Linked DNA regions of Homo sapiens: region 2 is linked to region 1. A link is a contact called in ENCODE Hi-C data. All regions are on one chromosome and are shown on one strand. Each heading gives the region's core, a stretch centred on a gene start or an enhancer-like site at or near the end of the contact. The rest is flanking DNA. Distances are from core to core; before and after follow the strand shown.

Evidence for each region. Hi-C counts contacts between places; a loop is a spot of excess contacts on that map. Pooled maps may share reads with other maps.
Region 2: a map with no recorded cell type shows a loop between it and region 1 (6-fold over the local background). The contact joins the promoter of CCDC85B here to the promoter of TIGD3 in region 1. A Hi-C loop is called at or near these places in 1 of 37 single-sample maps with no recorded cell type and 4 of 50 pooled maps.

The regions. Positions count from the first base shown.
Region 1 is chr11:65,353,498-65,358,036 of GRCh38, reverse strand. TIGD3 (tigger transposable element derived 3) reads right to left here and starts at 3,286. Exons shown (of 2, transcript NM_145719.3): 1 at 3,080-3,286; 2 at 424-2,244. The coding sequence starts at 2,228. The coding sequence ends at 813. DPF2 (double PHD fingers 2) reads right to left here. Exons shown (of 11, transcript NM_006268.5): 11 at 3,775-4,539. RefSeq lists silencers at 2,579-2,768, 2,829-2,998, 3,009-3,068, 3,089-3,408, 3,499-3,558.
Region 2 is chr11:65,889,243-65,893,945 of GRCh38, reverse strand. It overlaps CCDC85B (coiled-coil domain containing 85B), which reads right to left and starts at 3,273. Exons shown (of 1, transcript NM_006848.3): 1 at 2,311-3,273. The coding sequence starts at 3,162. The coding sequence ends at 2,554. It overlaps FOSL1 (FOS like 1, AP-1 transcription factor subunit), which reads left to right. Exons shown (of 4, transcript NM_005438.5): 4 at 650-1,897. The coding sequence ends at 1,060. RefSeq lists enhancers at 1-328, 1,613-1,772, 1,813-1,862 and a silencer at 3,003-3,482.

The DNA of each region.
Region 1 (4,539 bases), core at 2,037-4,536:
TCATCTTTGCAACCTTGTTCACATAGGAGGTCTTGCTGAAGTGATGTTGTGAAATAAGCAAATGAAAAAAAAAAAAGAAAGAATGAATGACTATTCCATTCCAATTCCGGCTCCTTTCTGTTTCCCTGACATGTCCGTAGCCTGCCCAACCCCAAACACACACAATCTGAGAGCGAAACTATTGGAGCTGCAGCTTATCTGGGGCAGTAGCTGGGATCTGTCTGTCCTGGAGCTTCCCTCTCAGGAGGGTAGCCCACAAGCAGTGCCCACACCCTGAGAGTCCTTGCTGCTGAATATCTGGAAAAGGAGGATCCCTACTGGTCATGGACAGACAGCTGCACCGCAGTGACCATCAGCAATTAATTTTCCAAATCTGAATGGAAAATGTTTACCCTTCTCCCATGAAAATAACACCCTGGCCTCTTTTCTGATTAAAAACTTTATTTTCAGAAGCAGAACTGTTTTTAACACAAAGTTCAAGGAAGCAGTCTGTCCAAAAAGCCCAAATTCCACCTTTCTAAGTGGCTGCCTCTAGACTAACTCCCTTTCAAAGGCTCTAGAACTTTCAAGCAGGGTCTAGAAACTAAGCATCCTGGATTCCTACCCCCGAAGCCCCATCTTTAGAGCTCTCTTCCTGGGGTTTGGACGACTGCCACTCCAAGCTCAGACTTGGTGTCCCAACTTCTCTCCCTTCTACACCTTTACGACAGTTCTATTTCCACAGGAAAGAGACAGCCCGATCTGCCTTCTGAAGAGGCCGTTTCCATGGGAAACAAGAGAGGAAGGGGCTCTGGCAAGCAGTGAAGGCGCCTTCATAGGCAGCAAAGCCGCTCCACCTCCTCCTCACAGTCGTAGAATTTTTCGAATAGCTCAGGAGAAGTGCTGTTGCATTCAAACCACCTCCTCAAGGTGCCCAGGGCCCGGAGGGCATCAGCTTTGGTGGGCAGGGGCTCAAAGGCACCCTCTCTGTCCCCCTTCTCGTCTTCAGTGCCTATCTCCTCCTTACATACTCCAGACCTTGGCTCCTCACCCTCCAGGTCCACAAAGCGGGAAAACTCCTCCAGGCTCAGCCCGCCGGGGACTGGTGGCATCTCAGAGGTTTTGTGCGAGGACGGGGGCGTTTTGCCGGGAGCCAGCCCTTCTTGAATGAAGCTGCTGAAAATGAGCTGAGGAGGCACCTTGGCCCAGGCGGCAGACGCCACGTGCAGGGCGTCCAGCACGGTGATGCCTGCCCCGGCCTCGGCCAGCGAGGTGCCATCCCTCTCGCTTTGGATGGCAGCCAGTTTGCCCAACAGCCGGTGTCGGTAATGGGCCTTAAAGGCCCGGACCACTGAGCTGGGCAGGGGAGGCGTGGTGCTAGAGGCGGCCAGAGGCAAGAGCTTCACGTGGTAGAGCCCAGGCAGGCCTGCCAGCTCCTCCACCACTCGGGCAGCCAGCAGCAAAGCCACCTGTCGGCCCTGCTGTCCCATGTCCCGGTCAAACTGTGCCAACCACTCTAACCAGGGGATGCCCAGGTCCGGGTGGTAGGAGGCAGGCAGAGCCTCACTGCGGATCCCAAAGAAGCATCTCGGGGCAGCCTGGAGCCCACCCAGCAGTACCCGCCGCTTCTCGGTGCCCCTGCTGTTGGCACACAGCAGCACCTGTACTTGATCACATGCACCAAAGCTGCCGGGCACTGCCCGATACAGCAAGGGCAATTCAGCACAGCCAAACACGTCCTCTGGAGAGAAGTCTTTTAGGGAAAGAGGCAGCTGAGCCTGGGATGTGAGCCCCGGGGGAGGTGGCTCAGGGGGGAATGAAGGCGCAAGAACATGGCGGGCCCCAAAGCCGACGTTGTTTCGGCGTTTCCAGCGGACCAGCCAGCCGATGCTGGGCACGAAGTCCTGGCCCATGATATCGGCCAGCTCCTTGGCTTTGTGGAGCAGCATGGGCCCCGTCACGTCCCAGGCCTTGGCCCGGGCAATGTGGTACCAGCAGAGCAGAGCCTCGTCGATCCCGCTGTACTTGGACTCCCGCTTGCGCTTGCGCTCTCGGTTGGCTGTGCCGCTGCACCAGTCCGCCAGCAGCTTCTCCTTATTCTTGCAGATGCGCGAGATCTGGGGCTGGGAAACCTGGAAGCGCCGGGCCACCTCCGACTGGGACATCTTGGACTCATCCAGGAGTTCCAGCACCTGGATCTTCTCGGCCAGGGACAGGGCGTGAAGCTTCTTCTTGCTGCTCAGCTCCATGGCCTCTCCGGGGCACCTGTGCGGGGAGGAAAGATTGAGCGGGTAGAGTAATCTGAGGCCGGAAGAGCTAGGAAAGGAGCGCAGGAGGGAAAAGAGATTAGATGAGGACTTGCGCAGGCACCGGGTGAGACTGGACCCGCTGAAAGAGGAAGTGGCTAGGCCGAGTGGAAGCCGGCTGGCCCCGTCCCCAGGATGCCAGGGCAGAGCTGGGGAGGGGGCGTCTCTCCACTCAGAAGGACAGGGGAGTCTGGGCTGGGGTCTGGCCTCACTCGGGAAGAAGGATGAAAAGTGCAGGGGACAGCTGCAGAGATAACAAAGGCATACGGACGGGGGAGGGCCTGGGACTGGGGCCGAGGGGGCAGGTGTGGGGCTACGGGGCTGCGGGGGAGGAGCCCCCGGGAGGGAGTGGGAGGCGGCTTGGGCTGGATTCAGATGACGCCGCTGGGGGGTGGGAGGTGGGTGGATGCACACAGAGTTGAGGTGACAGGTGTACAGACGACAAAGGGGACAGAGGGTGTCTGAAGGAGCGAGGCTAATTTGGTGCCGGGTCCTGAGAGGGAGGCTAGGCGACGGTCAGTCCTGAGGGGAGCGAGAGGGCAGGGCCGAGGGCGCAGGTGCACGAGCGACAAAGGGCGGGAGGCCTGAGGAGGCTGCGGGCAGCGGAGGGGCGGGGTGTCCCCGCGGGGAGGGTGGTGGCCTGGGAGGGTCCCAGGGCGCGGGAACGAACGCCCGGACCCAGGCAGGCCGGCAGCCGGACTCCGTGCCCTGGCCGGTCACTCCCCCTCGACCCGGAGTATGTCGGCGGGGCGGCCCCAGGCGCCCGCCCGCCCGGCCTCCCGCTCCGCACCCACCTCAGGCGCTGGTCCCGCGGCTCCAGCCCCTGCCCCCAGCCCGGCTCCCGAGCCCCTGTCCGGGCGGCGACAGCAGAACAGGGGAGGGATGGGCGCCACGACCCCGAGGGCAGAGCGGACCGAGGGCCTGCGCGGACGGCGGGCGGGCGGGCGCGCGCACAGCAGAGTCCCGTGCGCGCCGCCCGCGCCGGGCTCTCTCCCGGCTGCGAAGTCCGCGGTGCGGCCCCTCTGCACCCACCCGCCGCAGCCCCGCCCCGGCCCAAGCAGATTGGTCCTCAGTGGCGCCCCGTCCCTCCCCCGGCTAAGTTTCATTGGACGTTGCGGAAGTGGCGGTTCGTCGAGCCCCTCTGGGGGCGGGGCTTCTAGCGCGGAGGGGCGGGAGGCGGAGCCAGGAACCAGCAGGACTCCCCTGGGCGCCTCCAGCAGCCGCCGACCCCGAGGGCCCGACGAGCCCTGTAGGTGGTGTGGTGACCGCCGAGCTGACTTGGCGTCCCAAAGCCTCCCTGGCCGTGACCCTAGACCGCATCGGCTTCTTCGTCTACCAAGCAGGGCTAACAGCCCTCACGGAATTGTTTTGGGAAAACGATGAAAGGAGAAAATGGATGCAAGCTTTAAGCCACACAAAAGCTGGTTACCATGGACAGCGCTGGCTCGAGTCTGTCGGCCACGGAAACACTGCATGCTTGGGCCAGTAATGATTTAGGACGAGTATTTTATTAGATTTGGTACTTTACAAGATTCAAGTTCTTAAACTCAAGATCTGGCATCGTTCCCTTCCCTGCTAACCTTCAGTCCCGAATTAAACGCAGACGTCTTGACCCGCAGCCCAGCTGCTCTCCAGCCTCGCTGCTCCCTCCGCTCACAGCTCCGCATCCTCTGCCTTCCTCACAGGCTTCCGTCCGCACCCCCGTCCTACCGGCTGACACTGTCCAACTCTCCAAGACCCATCTCAAATCCTACCTCCCGCAAACCCTTCCTAAATTTCCTCACCTAGGCCTGCTACAGCGTTCTTATTTTCCACATTTCTTTTCTGGCTCTCGGACTACTCAGCTGCCAAAGCGCATCCATTGCTGTACTCCCTCTCTGCCTGGCCTACTTCAGTGGAAAAGCATGAGGACGGGCTGCGCTCTGCTCCTCACACAATCCCCAGCCCAGAGCACCCTGCTTATTTATTGAACATAACAGTGCAGGCCGGCCTAGGCTTCCCATAGGCAAGGATGACTTTCAGAATGTTCTAGAAAAAAGGATACTTCAGGGGGCCCATAACTGCTTGATTCAAATCTTTCCTTTAAAAACATAAAAACAACAGTTGGACTTCTAAAACACACACTGAAGACATACGCGCTGCCACGTAAGCTCTCCACATGTTCACTTTGCCTTCAGGGAAACTGTGTGCACATCAACGTGCCCTGGGAAAGGCTGCAGGGCTGCACTGCGGGCAGTTCAGATCCTAGAGCACT
Region 2 (4,703 bases), core at 2,024-4,523, 540 kb before region 1:
TATGTAGCCCCCTCCTCACCATCCTAGCTCCTTGTCTGAGGGGCAGTCCTTCTGGGAAAATGATGAGGAAAAATTGATTAGAAACTGGCTGCAGCATGTCTCACTCACAGCAGAGCTGAAGCTCAGCCAGCAATCTCCTTTTTTTTTTGAGACAGAGTCTCGCTCTGTCACCCAGGCTGGAGTGCAGTGATGAGATCTCGGCTCATGGCTCACTGTGACATCTGTCTCCCAGGCTCCAGCAATTCTTATGCCTCAGCCTGCTGAGTACCTGGGGCTACAGGCGCCTGCCTCCCTACCCGACTAATTTTTGTATTTTTAGTAGAGACGGGGTTTCGCCAAGTTAGCCAGGCTGGTCTCAAACTCCTGGTCTCAAGTGATCCGCCCGCCTCAGCCTCCCAAAGTGCTGGGATTACAGGCCGGAGTCACTGCCTGGTGCCAGCAATCTCCTAAAACGTCTGGGCCTGATGGGAGTTGTGCCCATTTTCTCCCAGGGGCTTATGGGAGTTGTAGTCCAGACTTGCTGGGGACTCTCCACTGCCCCCCCTCTCCCCCCGCCCAACCCCAGCTCCTCAGAACCCTGAGTCCAAACGTCTGCGGCTCTGGGGTATTCAGCCCTCACCTTTCTGACTCCTCTCCTGATCTTCTACAGGAGACTGACAAACTGGAAGATGAGAAATCTGGGCTGCAGCGAGAGATTGAGGAGCTGCAGAAGCAGAAGGAGCGCCTAGAGCTGGTGCTGGAAGCCCACCGACCCATCTGCAAAATCCCGGAAGGAGCCAAGGAGGGGGACACAGGCAGTACCAGTGGCACCAGCAGCCCACCAGCCCCCTGCCGCCCTGTACCTTGTATCTCCCTTTCCCCAGGGCCTGTGCTTGAACCTGAGGCACTGCACACCCCCACACTCATGACCACACCCTCCCTAACTCCTTTCACCCCCAGCCTGGTCTTCACCTACCCCAGCACTCCTGAGCCTTGTGCCTCAGCTCATCGCAAGAGTAGCAGCAGCAGCGGAGACCCATCCTCTGACCCCCTTGGCTCTCCAACCCTCCTCGCTTTGTGAGGCGCCTGAGCCCTACTCCCTGCAGATGCCACCCTAGCCAATGTCTCCTCCCCTTCCCCCACCGGTCCAGCTGGCCTGGACAGTATCCCACATCCAACTCCAGCAACTTCTTCTCCATCCCTCTAATGAGACTGACCATATTGTGCTTCACAGTAGAGCCAGCTTGGGGCCACCAAAGCTGCCCACTGTTTCTCTTGAGCTGGCCTCTCTAGCACAATTTGCACTAAATCAGAGACAAAATATTTCCCATTTGTGCCAGAGGAATCCTGGCAGCCCAGAGACTTTGTAGATCCTTAGAGGTCCTCTGGAGCCCTAACCCCTTCCAGATCACTGCCACACTCTCCATCACCCTCTTCCTGTGATCCACCCAACCCTATCTCCTGACAGAAGGTGCCACTTTACCCACCTAGAACACTAACTCACCAGCCCCACTGCCAGCAGCAGCAGGTGATTGGACCAGGCCATTCTGCCGCCCCCTCCTGAACCGCACAGCTCAGGAGGCGCCCTTGGCTTCTGTGATGAGCTGATCTGCGGATCTCAGCTTTGAGAAGCCTTCAGCTCCAGGGAATCCAAGCCTCCACAGCGAGGGCAGCTGCTATTTATTTTCCTAAAGAGAGTATTTTTATACAAACCTACCAAAATGGAATAAAAGGCTTGAAGCTGTGGCCTGAGTGCCTCACTGGACCCAGAGGCCAATGGGAGAGTATTTGGAGCCCTAGGTCCCAGCCTTAGCTCTACAGACTCACTGCATGACCTTGGACAAATTCTTTGATATTTTTGGACTTTGTCTTATCTGACAAGTGGGGCTACATCCGCTCGGCCTCATCTCCGGGACTGAGGGGAGACAGTCCTCTGGGGTAAAAGCGAAGAGGCTTACCGCCCCTCTCCCCGTGGGGGCCCACAGTGCTGCTGCGTGTGCCACGGAGGGGCGCTGTTATGCCCCCTTCCAGCCTCAGAGGAGGCGGCCGAGTGGTTCTAGGCCCCCAGCACCTGCTTCCTGCCCCATTGTCTTGGACAGGAAGGAGCCGGGAAGGGAGCTGGAGCCACTTCAGGGGCTGGATTAAGGCCGGTCCCGGCGCCCGATGGGGGAAGTCTGGTTTACCACTGCCCCGCATCCCACCCCAGGCTCGAAGTAATGGGGGAATCATTAGTTCTGCAGTCCTTCTGGATGGGAATTGTACCCTGTATCAGCACCCCACCCTCGCCCCAACCCCGGCGAGTACCAAACAGACGCTGCCCAGGCCGTGGGCTCCGCTTCCGTCCGGGTTTATTACCCCCAATCCAACCCCCAGCAAGTCCCTCCGCTCCAGCCTTCAGTCCCCCTGCTGCCCTGCCAGCAAGAGCGAGGGGCCCTTCTTGGTGTCAGGATTTCTTAGTCCATGCCAGCGGCCCCTCCTGCGCAGCCAGGACGGCGTCCAGGTCCCGAGGTCCACAGCGGTCCCGGGGCTCGGGGAGCAATCCGGGCGGGCGTCGGCGTGGAGGAAGCAGTGCCTTCAATCATCGGGGGAACAGGCCAGGGGCAACTGATCCGGACTGCCCACGCTGCCAGTGCTGGAGCTTCCATCGCCTAGGTCGCGGGGCCCGCACGGGGGCAAGGCAAGCTCGGGTGCTGGCCCGGCTCCTGATCCCCCGGCGCCGCTGGGGCCGCCGCGGGGGCCCCATTCTTCGCCCAGCGCCAGGCAGAGCTCCTTAAGCGCTAGGTTCTCCCGCAGCAGCTCCTCCTGGCGGCCCTCCAGCTCGGCCAGCTTCTGCCAACAGCCGCCCAGGTCCTCGCGCACGGCCCGGGATGCTTGGGTCCCGAAGAGCTGCCACTGGCGTGCGGCGCGCCGCCCGCGCTGGCGCTCCGAGTCCAGGAAGCAGCAGAGGTCGCGCAGCTCACGGTTCTCTGCCTGCAGACGCCGGTTGAGCTGCTTGAGCTCGCGGATCTCGCCCAGGTGGCCCTGCAGCTGCCGATTCACCTCCTGCATGAGGCGGCCGCGCTGCACCAGTGCCGCCAGGCGCGCCGCCTCCTCCCGCCGCAGGCGCCGCACTAGCTCTTCCTTGCCTAGCGCCGCCATCTCCTCGTCCGTCAGCTCCTCCAGGCCGCCTGCCTCGGCCTCCATGGCTGGTCAGGCCTCTGGAGCATCGCCCGCCCGCCGCCGCGGCCCAGGAGCCCCACGTCGGGCCCGGCGCCACTCAGGCTCGGGCTCCGGCTCCGCACGCGGCAGGCAGTGGCCGAGGCAGCGTAGGCTGCAGCAGCTACCCGGGCTGGGCACGCGGCGGGGCGCGCGCCGGGGCGGGGCCGCATGTCGTTATGGAAGGACAGCCAATCCGGTGAAACGTCCCCGGAAAGGGGCGGGGCCTGAGCTCAGGGGCCGCCCCCCTCGTTCCCCACCCACTCCGGGTGTTACTGATCCTCGATGTCAAGGAACCCGCGCGTCATCGCCCTCCACATCGGTCTCAACCCGAAACTAGGAGCTTCGAACCTCCAAGTACCGGATCGCCCCAAGCTTGAGCCTAGGCCTCTCGGCTCTTCTGAGAAACAAGATTCAGGCGTCCGCCCCTGACTCCTGCCCATCCCCCACAGAAGTCAGATGGACCGCTCTCCAGTCCCTCTTTACCTTTGATCAAATTCGGAAGTCTCGGCCCACTAAGGATCGCTCCTGGTTCCTCGGAACCCTGAGTCCAAACGTCCTAGCTCACCAATAGACTACCCTCCCTCCCAGGGAGCGTTTCCTGCCTGGGGGGAGGAACATACAGGATTCGTTTGTTCAATAAACGTTTTTTATGTGCAAGGCCCATGCAGAAATAAATTTAACCAAAATACCGATTCCATCCTCAAGGAGGTCGCAGTCTGTCCGGGAAGTCAAGCTGTGTTAAGCAAGAAATAAATCCGGGAGGAGTATGGTCTGAGGGTCCTTAAGAGGGTTCCCAAAAGAGATGCTATCCAAGAGGCTCTGGTAGATCCATAGGACTTTGCCAAGTAAAGAGCTATTTCAGGGAGAGAGAATAACATAGTGAAAGACACTGGTGCCCGAAAGAGCCTAGCTGCTTTAGGAACAATGAGGATAGCTTGGTTTTTGAAAAGCAGATGTGTCGAGAAAATGCTAAGAGAGAGAGAGCGAGGCTTCAAAGGTAGGTAAAAGCCAGATTCTTAAGAACTTCCAGTACCAGGTTGGAGCATTTCCAAAGGCCACTAAGGATGTTAAGCAAGAGAGTAACATTTGTAAGGATGTTAAGCAAGGGAGTAACATTTTAAAATATGCCTTTAACTGGCCAAGATGGTGAAACCCCGTTTCTACTAAAAATACAAAAATTAGCCGGGCGTGGTGGGAGGAGCCTGTAATCTCAGCTACTCGGGAGGCTGAGGCAGAGAACTGCTTGAACCCGGGAGGCGGAGGTTGCAGTGAGCCGAGATCGCGCCACTGCACTCCAGCCTGGGCGACAGAGCGAGACGCTGTCTCGAAAAAAAAAATGTATTTAAAAAGATTGGGCTGATCTGTGTGGGCCGGACCCTGCGGGGAGGGGACATAAACAGGGAGATTAGTAACGGTGTCAAAGAGCAAGAGCAAGGAGAGCTAAGCAGAAAGACGGCTGGGGCAGCATCAGTGGGGGTGGAGAGGACAAACAGATACTAGAAATATTCGGGAGGCAAATCAGCCGA